Linked DNA regions of Homo sapiens: region 1 is linked to region 2. Evidence: chromatin contacts called from ENCODE Hi-C or POLR2A ChIA-PET data. All regions are on one chromosome and are shown on one strand. The core of a region is the stretch at or near the end of the contact, and the rest is flanking DNA. Distances in the headings are between cores, read along the strand shown. Region 1 overlaps LINC03036 (long intergenic non-protein coding RNA 3036). Region 2 overlaps LINC03036 (long intergenic non-protein coding RNA 3036).

Region 1 (4,177 bases), core at 1,386-3,885, 42 kb before region 2:
AGGACCTGAAATAGGCAAACCAGGCACAAATAAAGTGGGGGAAGGTCGTTCTCTCAAAGGAGCAGCAGTGTGTTTTTACCAGATGGCAGAGGAAAGGGTGCTGGGCACACACAGGTACCAGGTGTCACTTCAGTAAAGGGTCCTGTGGGGGCAAAAAGGAAGGCGTAGAAAGATCCTACTATTTGTTCCTCTGTGGCAGACACATCCCATTGCTGGTCCCAGACAGCCTTTAGTGCTATTTAGTGACAACATAAGAGCCAATGATGTTTGGAGCAATATGCCACCACCAAGAAAGACAACTGGTCTGGTAGGCAAAGGGGTTCATGACCCAGCTCCGCCACCCAAATTAGGATGAATGGACTATGCTGGCCAGGACGAGGCAGACACCAAACTGGGTCACTAGATGATCTGTAAGCTGCCTTCCAGCTCTCATGCTTGTAGTTCTGTCTTTGACCTTGATCACAGGTTGAGCCGGAGCATCTCAAAGGTGACTTTTCCACCCCAACCATGACCTGGTGCTAAGACCCTTACGTGTGGTTGAGGTCAGGCAGAGAGCTGCCGGGGCTGCCAGTGGCATTTGTATTGATGCATTTTCTGATGCAGCGTTTTGGCTTTCAGAGAAGCCAGCGAAGTTTGCTGGGGGAGTGTGGGAGGTGAATGCTTTAACTCCACATCCTATCGAGCACACACATCTCTGTGTGCCTGCCCTGGGCAGGCAGTGGCATTACAAGCACATAAGCCGGACATGGCCCTGCTCTCAGAAAGAAGTCCTGGGATTTAGTCTTGGGCATGTCACTGAGCCTCTTCCAGCCTGTTTTCCCATCTGTAAAATGGGAATGATATATATCCTGCTAACATCACAGGGTTGGTTACGGGAGTCAGTTTACAGAAAAGCAAATGCATGAGAGTATTTTGTAAAAATGTCATACACCAGTAAGGGATTATATTCAGAGAGAATCCCTATCTAATTGGAGCAGTGATACCATCTGTTTTGTAGTGACAGCTGTGCACTCTAGGGATTCCCAGAAGGCACCCACCAAGTGACAGACTTTTATACAGGCAGCTGGGCTACAGAGGAGCAGCATAGCAGAGGCGGGCTGTAGGGCATGTTGGAGATAGCCTCGTGATCTCATCCCTGAGACAGAGTTGCTCACAACCCGGTTTGGATATTTGTCCCTGCTCAAGTCTCATGTTGAATTGTAATCCCTGATGCTGGAGGTGGGGCCTGGGGGGAAGTGTTTGGATTATGGGGGTGGATCTCTCATGGTTGGTGTTGTCTTCATGATAGTGAGTGAGCTCTCGAGAGATCTGGCTGTTTAAAAGTGTGTGGCACCTCCCCAACTCTTTCTCTTGCTCCTGCTTTCGCCACGTGAACTGCCTGCTCCTCCTTCACCTTCTGCCATCGTTGTCAGCTTCCCGAAGCCTCCCCAGAAGCCCAGCAGATGCTGAGGCCATGGTTCCTGTACAGCCAGCAGAACCGCGAGCCAGTTAAACCTCTTTCCTTTATAAATTACCCAGTCTCAGGTATTTCTTTATAGCAGTGCGAAAACTGCCTAATACACTCTGTGTAAAACTGTTGGTCTGAGGGTCAGACTAGGTCCCTAGTCTTAGACGCATCAGAAGGCATTCCTGACATCTCTTGGGCATCAGCTCTTTCAGCCCCCTCTGCTTGGACCAAGCAGTGATGAAGGGAAGAGGAGAGACCACAGCTTGATGGTGAGTCTCACCTAGAAGCTCCCTGCCCTGACCTAGGCTTAGCCCTGCCCCCAGCCTATCCCTTATATGACGTTTCCTTCTCTCATTCTGCTTTTTGTTAAGGCTCTGGAGGTCTGGCCTCTTTAAATAGCACATCAACCCCCCGGAGGAGGGAGGTACAGCCAGGGCTGCTCATGTCCTTGAACTCTGTGGCTGGCTAGGGGTGGGGGCAGGAGGAGGCCTCAGACTGCAGAGTGGGTGCCGCTCTGGAAACACTGGGCTGGGACAAGGGTGCCATCTCCTGCTGGGGCCAGTCTGGAACGGGTCACTGCATGTTGAGCCTCTGTTCCACCTGCTTCCATGAGGGATTGGCAAGTAGGGGTCAAGGTAAAAACACATTTGTGTATACAGGGGTGTATACAGGTATACAGGGGTACACAAATTAAAGATAAAAGAGACCAGGCACAGTGGCTTACTCCTATCATCCTAGTGTTTTGGGAGGCCGAGGCAGGAGGATAGCTTGAGGCCAGGAGTTCAAGCCCAGCCTGGCCAACATAGTGAGACTCTGTCTCTAAAAAATAAAATAAAATAAAATAAAAAATTAGCTGGGCGTGGTGGCATGTACCTGTAGTCCCAACAACTTGGGAGGCTGGGGTGGAAGGATCCCTTGAGTCTAGGAATACGAAGCTGTAGTGAGCCATGATTGCACCATTGCAATCCAGCCTGGGAGACAGAGGAAGAACCCCACTCAAAAAAAAAAAAAAAAAAAAAAAAAAAAGATGAAAGAGAAACTAGCTGGATAAGGAGAGATGGTGACAGAAGCCAGAAATTACATACTTCCTTGTGACTGAGGTCTAAATTTGGCCCTGAACTTTTTGGCAGACAAGACAAAAAGAGCAATATGACAGGTTTCTTAGTCTCTTTGTTTAATTGAAAGAAACAAGTGTTCAGTGAGGGCAAACTTTCCCCTTCTGGCACAAAGTTGTAGAAGGAATTTATCACCTAGGGCCTTATCTAAAGAATATTGGGTAACGTAAATTCATTCATTCCGCAAACAGAGGAAGTATACAAGATGTTGGTCTCATCAGCTGATGCCTTGTGAGTGGAAGCATTTGTGCTCTTTGCTGTTTCTGTCTTTTTCTTTTACATTTCTCCTCCCATTCCTACCTCTCCCTCCTCCTGCCCCCTCTTTGATCTTTGTTGTTATAATGTCTGTGTTTCCTGCTTGACTCTATGCCCTGTGTAGACAGGGGTCTGGTTTCTCTTGCTGTCTGTTGGTTTTCCACATATCAGGGAGGCTTCCAAAAATGTTGAGATAATTTAATAAGTAGTGGTTTAAGGGGAAAACAAGTTATTTTGTGGGTAATTGGAAGGACATCTAATCCAGAACTGGGGGCAGTTGAGGGGGGAGATACTTTCCTAGGGAAAGTGACACTCAGCCAAGATTTGAAGCACTCATAGAAATTAGGTAGAGGTCAGCTGGGTGCGGTGGCTCACGCCTGTAATCCCAGCACTTTAGGAGGCTGACATGGGCAGATCACTTGAGACCAGGAGTTCGAGACCAGCCTGGCCAACATGGTGAAAGCCCATCTCTACTAAAAATACAAAACATTAGCCGGGCATGGTGGTGGACACCTGTAATCCCAGCTACTCGGGAGGCTGAGGTGGGAGAATCATTTGAACCCAGGAAGTGGGGGTTGCAGTAAGCTGAGATCATGCCACTGCACTCCACCCTGGGTGACAGAGCAAGACCCCATTTCAAAAACAAAAAAAGAAATTAGGTGGAAGGTGAGGGGTGAAGACTGTTCAGGGACAGAGGATGTCACATCAGCCATGGCCTCTGTGCAGAGGGCCAGGGGTGAGTGGGGAGGGAGAAGGCTGGAGAGAGAAGTGGGAGCCTCTGAAGAGGAGTTACACTTTGGCCTGAAGACAATGGGAGTCCTTGAAGGGCTGGATTTGATCAACTGGGCTTTGGAAAGATGACTTTAGCTTGAACTGGAGGGGAGACCAAAACTATAAGCAGTGAGACCCAGGAACCTGGGTGAGGAATGATGGTGACATAGACTAGAGTGAGCCTCTGCTTGGAGAAAAGTGGGCAGATTGGGGGAAAAGAGAGAGAGAGAAAAAACAGAGTGTGTGTCTTCAGCCTCTAGAATTGATGGGATGTGGGGGTAAAGGAGGCATGAGTCTAGAGTCACTCCCAGGCTCCATGCTTGGGTGACTCAGGGTGGTTGATGGGCTTTCATTAGATGGGGAACCCACGAGGAGGGGCAGGCTTTATTGGGGGAAAATAAAGAGTTCGGCATAGAAAGGTTGTTCTTGAGATCCTAAAGAATACCCCAGAAGAAATGTCTGGCAGCACATGGTTCTGCTGCCAGGAGGCAGCCGGCAACTGAGATCAAGTTTTGGAGTCATCAGTCTATAGAATATAGGCAAAGTCAGGAGGCTGCCTGAAAGCCCCAGAGAGAGACGGAATGGAAAG
Region 2 (4,285 bases), core at 1,569-4,068:
GGCCCATAGATAGAAGTGCTCATCCAAAGACAAATAGCTGATAAGGACTGAGCTGGCCTTAACACCTACATCTCATAGCTCACGGTCCAGAGCACTTCCTGCTACTCCTGACTTGGAGTGGCATGGTACAATGGAAGTAACGTGGGCTTAGAAGCCAGATAAATGACTTTTTATCCTGGCATCCCACTAAATTATTGTTGACCTTCCTTCCATCCCTTTGGGGGCTCTTCTCTCTTCTGATGGCAGCAGAGAGCTGGAATACAATTGCAGCAGCAAATTCATACCCTGACCACACACAAATTCCACTATCTCCCAGCCCTGGGATCTTCTCTCATAACTGATGGTCCCAGGTAGAACAGGTGAGGCAACATGAATTCATGAAACGTGCTTTATCTACCTCAGTTGTTCTCAATTGAGGGGGGTGATTTTGTACACATACCCTCTCCCTTCTGTCTGCCTCAGAACATTTGGCAATGTGTGGAGATAACTTTGGTTGTCATAACTGCAGGTTGGGGCATGGAGTGATAGGGGATGGTGAGCACTCCTGGAATCTAGTGGTTGGAGGCCAGGAATGCTATTAAACCGCCTACAGTTCATAGGACAGCTCCCATGACAAATAATTATCCAGCTCAAACTGGCAATACTCTGATAACCTAACTATGACCAAAGCAGTGGGAGCTACATTAGGTCTGTGGCACCCTCAAACTACCAAGTGTGCAGTCTCAGTACCAGCCCTTTAATTTATAGCTTAAGACCATTTCTGTCTGATCTCATCCTTCACCCACATCTGAATCATTTCCCCAACTCCCCTCGTTCCTAAGGGTGGAACTACAAAGGCCAGAACTTTTAAAATTGCAACATGCATGTGAATTACCCAGGGATCTTGTTAACATGCAGATTCAGGAAGTCTGCGACAGAGTCTGAGATTCTGCATTTCTAATCATTTCCCAGGTGATGCTAATGCTGCTGGTCCACAGACCAAACTTTGAGTAGCAAGGAGTGAGGCCACATGTTGCTCTTCCTCTCAGTACTATTTACTTCTTGCATGTGGCTTTTCTCATTATATCATTAACATGCTGGGGACGGCCAGCATGTCTTGTATCTGGGACACCCTAGAGAGGAGGTAGGCTGCAGAGTTCAGTCTGAGCTGGAAATTCTGCCCCACTTGGCTGCATTCCGTCTTGGCTTAACTCCTCTTGAGGTTGAAGGAATGTAAACAAAAACTCAAGAGATTTGATGTAGTTGTGCCATCAGTTATTTTCTAGTTATTATGTCAGGTTTCCCCAATATCTCCTTTGAATATACTCACAGTATATTTCATGTCCACTAACTAAGCCTAATACATTTCTCTTCTAAAATAAAACTTATTTTACTTTTGATCACCGGTATCCAACTCCCCCACTACACACCAATATCTTTAAAATTTCTTATATCTCTATAAAAAGAAGTCTGCTGTGTCACCCTTGGCTCATGATCAGTATTTCCTTGTCAACCAACATCAGCAAGTTACTTAGCCTACCAAGCTTCACTTTCTCACAGGTAACATGGAGCTAATAGTTTCTACTTTGCAGTGTGGTAGAAATGACCTAAGATAATGCATCTAAACATGTCTAGCTCAGAGTAAGTTATAGGTGGTGGTGGGTTTTAAAATGTACCCGGGACCAGGCATGGTGGCTCACACCTGTAATTCCAGCACTTTGGGAGGATGAGGCCCGACACCAGGAGTTCAAGACCAGTAGCCTGGGCAAAATAGTGAGGCCCTAGCTCTAAAAAAAAAAAAAAAAAAAAAAAAAATGCTGTTTCCCTAAGCAGCCTGAGGTAATCTGTGAAAATGGTTCGCTATTCACTTGACCCGGAGAACCCCACGAAATGATGCAAATCAAGAGGTTCCAATCTTTGTGTTCACTTTAAGAACACCATGAAACTGCTCAGGCCATCAAGGGTATACATATATGAAAAGCCAAGAAGTATCTGAAAGATGTCACTTTACAGAAACAGTGTGTACCATTCCTACGTTACAATGGTGGAGTTAGCAGGTGTACGCAGGCCAAGCAGTGGGGCTGGACACAAGGTCGGTGGCCCAAAAAGAGTGCTGAATTTTTGCTGCACATGCTTAAAAACGCAGAGAGTAATGCTGAACTTAAGGGTTTAGATGTAGATTCTCTGGTCATTGAGCACATCCAAGTGAACAAAACACCTAAGATGCGCCGCCGGACCCACAGAGCTCATGGTCGGATTAACCCATACATGAGCTCTCCCTGCCACATTGAGATGATCCTTACGGAAAAGGAACAGATTGTTCCTAAATCAGAAGAGGAGGTTGCCCAGAAGAAAAAGATATCCCAGAAGAAACTGAAGAAACAAAAACTTATGGCACAGGAGTAAATTCAGCATTAAAATAAATGTAATTAAAAGGAAAAAAAAAATTAGCCAGATATGGTGGCACGTGCTTGTAGTCCCGGCTACTCAGAAGGCTGAGGCAGGAGGATCACTTGAGTCCAGGAGGTCGAGGCTGCAATGAGCTATGATCATGCCACTGTACTCTAGCCTGCGTGATAGAGTGAGACCCTGTCTCTAAAACAAACAAATAAAAAATAAGCAAAAACAAACAAAGGATCTAGGATTTTGTTTTAATTAGGTATGGTAAGATGACAGACATAGAGAAATATGCCTTGAAAGGAGTTTATTACAGTTCCCAAGAGAAGGGGGCATGCTGTGCCATGCAGGGTCACATGCAAAGGCACCAGAGTTGGTCATGAGGCAGAAAGAATGAAGAGAGGGCATGACCCATAGACCTTATTGGGGATTCCGTGGGGAGGGATGGGTGAGGCAGGATTGGCAAGTTTGAGCAAGCTTAGAATTAGAGAGTTTGAATAATGTCTGCGGGTTCTAGGCTATAGGAATGGTCTCCAGTAGTCTGTTACTTGGTCCTGGGGTGATTTAGGGCAAGGAAAATATGGGCTTGGTGTGTGAGAGTTAAATAAAGGAAGTGGTTGGGGATACAGGTTTTGGATTGGTTGGTTTGTATATGAAAGATATGTTGGCAGGCAAATTGTTTACTATCTCTAGAAATTAGCTAGCCCTGGAAGGGGAGTCTCTCCAGGATTAGCAAGGCCTCAGGATGTCAAAGCTTTATAAACTACAGAAGATAAAAAACATCATTAATGCATGGTGTCAAGCATGGCTTAGGGTCATTCACACTCCTTGCCTTGCAGCCTGCTTAACCCTTGCCTCCTTAAGTGAACAGACAACTTATGTAAGCACAATGACTTCCAACCAGATGGCTGCCCTGTGTCCCTCTCTGGAAGGCTTCTCCTGCTGCCTCCTCTTAACAGGAAGTCAATGACAGTGCTGCTTCCAACTTGCACAATTTCCAAATGACTGTGTAATCACAGACCCATGTAACCCTCAGCTCTGGTATTCACAGAGAGATAAGAAAAATTCTAGATTCTTGCCTCCCTAAAGCCAAGGGACTGCCTCTGTGTTTCTATTTCATGCTGGTAGAATGAGGCTAATTTTGACTTTCCAGCAGCTCTGATTCCAAGTGAATAACTAGACGCAGCAAGCAACAGGATTGGAACCTGCTGGAGCAGTTAGAAATAAATTGCATGTGCATGGATTCCAGAGGAAACTGCCCTTTGCGGGGGAGGAGAGAGGGGAGGTGGGTACTGGAACAGACTGATCTGCATCCTGCCTTAGCACTAGGGCTGCTGCTTCCCAGGATGACTCACAGCACCATAGAACAGCCTTCCCTGCGAAGTTAAAACAACAACAACAAAAACTTCAATAGATTTGATGCAATAAAGTTGGCAAACAGCCATTGGGGAAGATGGGGCAATGTGGGGCTGGTGAGGCAGATATTACTATTTCCTGGGAGCTCAGTGGGATTTTCAGGATGCTGGGCTCCCTAATGCCAAGCTGCTGGGAGGGAGAGGGTGCTGCGTCCAGTGGGATGCTTTTAGCTGCAATTAACAAATAAGCCAACTTGACCCAGCTGAAAGGTTAAGGAACTTTGTGGCCTTACCTGAGTGGACGCTCACAGGTAGGGTGGGCTTCAAGACTGTGTGACACTGAGCTTCATGAGGCCATCAAGGATACCTAGTTCTTTCTGCCTCTCTCTTCTGCCAGCCAGAGCATCCACTTCATTTTAGAACCACTTCGTTGTAGATTTGCTGCCAGCAGCCAGCGGGGCTATCTTCTTCCTCATTCATTCTAGAAAGATGGAGAAACTTCCTAATCTTGCTTTTTTTTTTTTTCAATATACGCATATTTAATTTTGGTGGGA

Evidence for each region. Hi-C counts contacts between places; a loop is a spot of excess contacts on that map. ChIA-PET counts read pairs that join two places held with the same protein, here RNA polymerase II (POLR2A).
Region 1: a loop to region 2 is called in a map of PC-9, with 2.8 times the contacts of the local background. The contact joins two enhancer-like sites. A Hi-C loop is called at or near these places in 3 of 168 maps with a recorded cell type or tissue (PC-9, cardiac septum and endothelial cell of hepatic sinusoid). POLR2A ChIA-PET finds 5 or more read pairs at or near these places in 1 of 52 experiments (MCF 10A).

Annotation. Positions count from the first base shown.
Region 1 is chr10:118,911,719-118,915,895 of GRCh38, reverse strand. The region is part of intron 2 of LINC03036 (long intergenic non-protein coding RNA 3036); the gene reads left to right. Among named protein-coding and RNA genes, the nearest start is that of LINC03036, 120 kb to the left of the region's middle. Within about 2 kb of position 2,635, at least 4 of the 41 ENCODE cell types and tissues checked have a DNase peak (open chromatin) inside an H3K27ac peak, as active enhancers do; they include PC-9, where a contact is called at or near this core.
Region 2 is chr10:118,870,149-118,874,433 of GRCh38, reverse strand. The region is part of intron 2 of LINC03036 (long intergenic non-protein coding RNA 3036); the gene reads left to right. It also overlaps the pseudogene RPL17P36. Among named protein-coding and RNA genes, the nearest start is that of CACUL1, 120 kb to the right of the region's middle. Within about 2 kb of position 2,818, at least 8 of the 41 ENCODE cell types and tissues checked have a DNase peak (open chromatin) inside an H3K27ac peak, as active enhancers do; they include PC-9, where a contact is called at or near this core.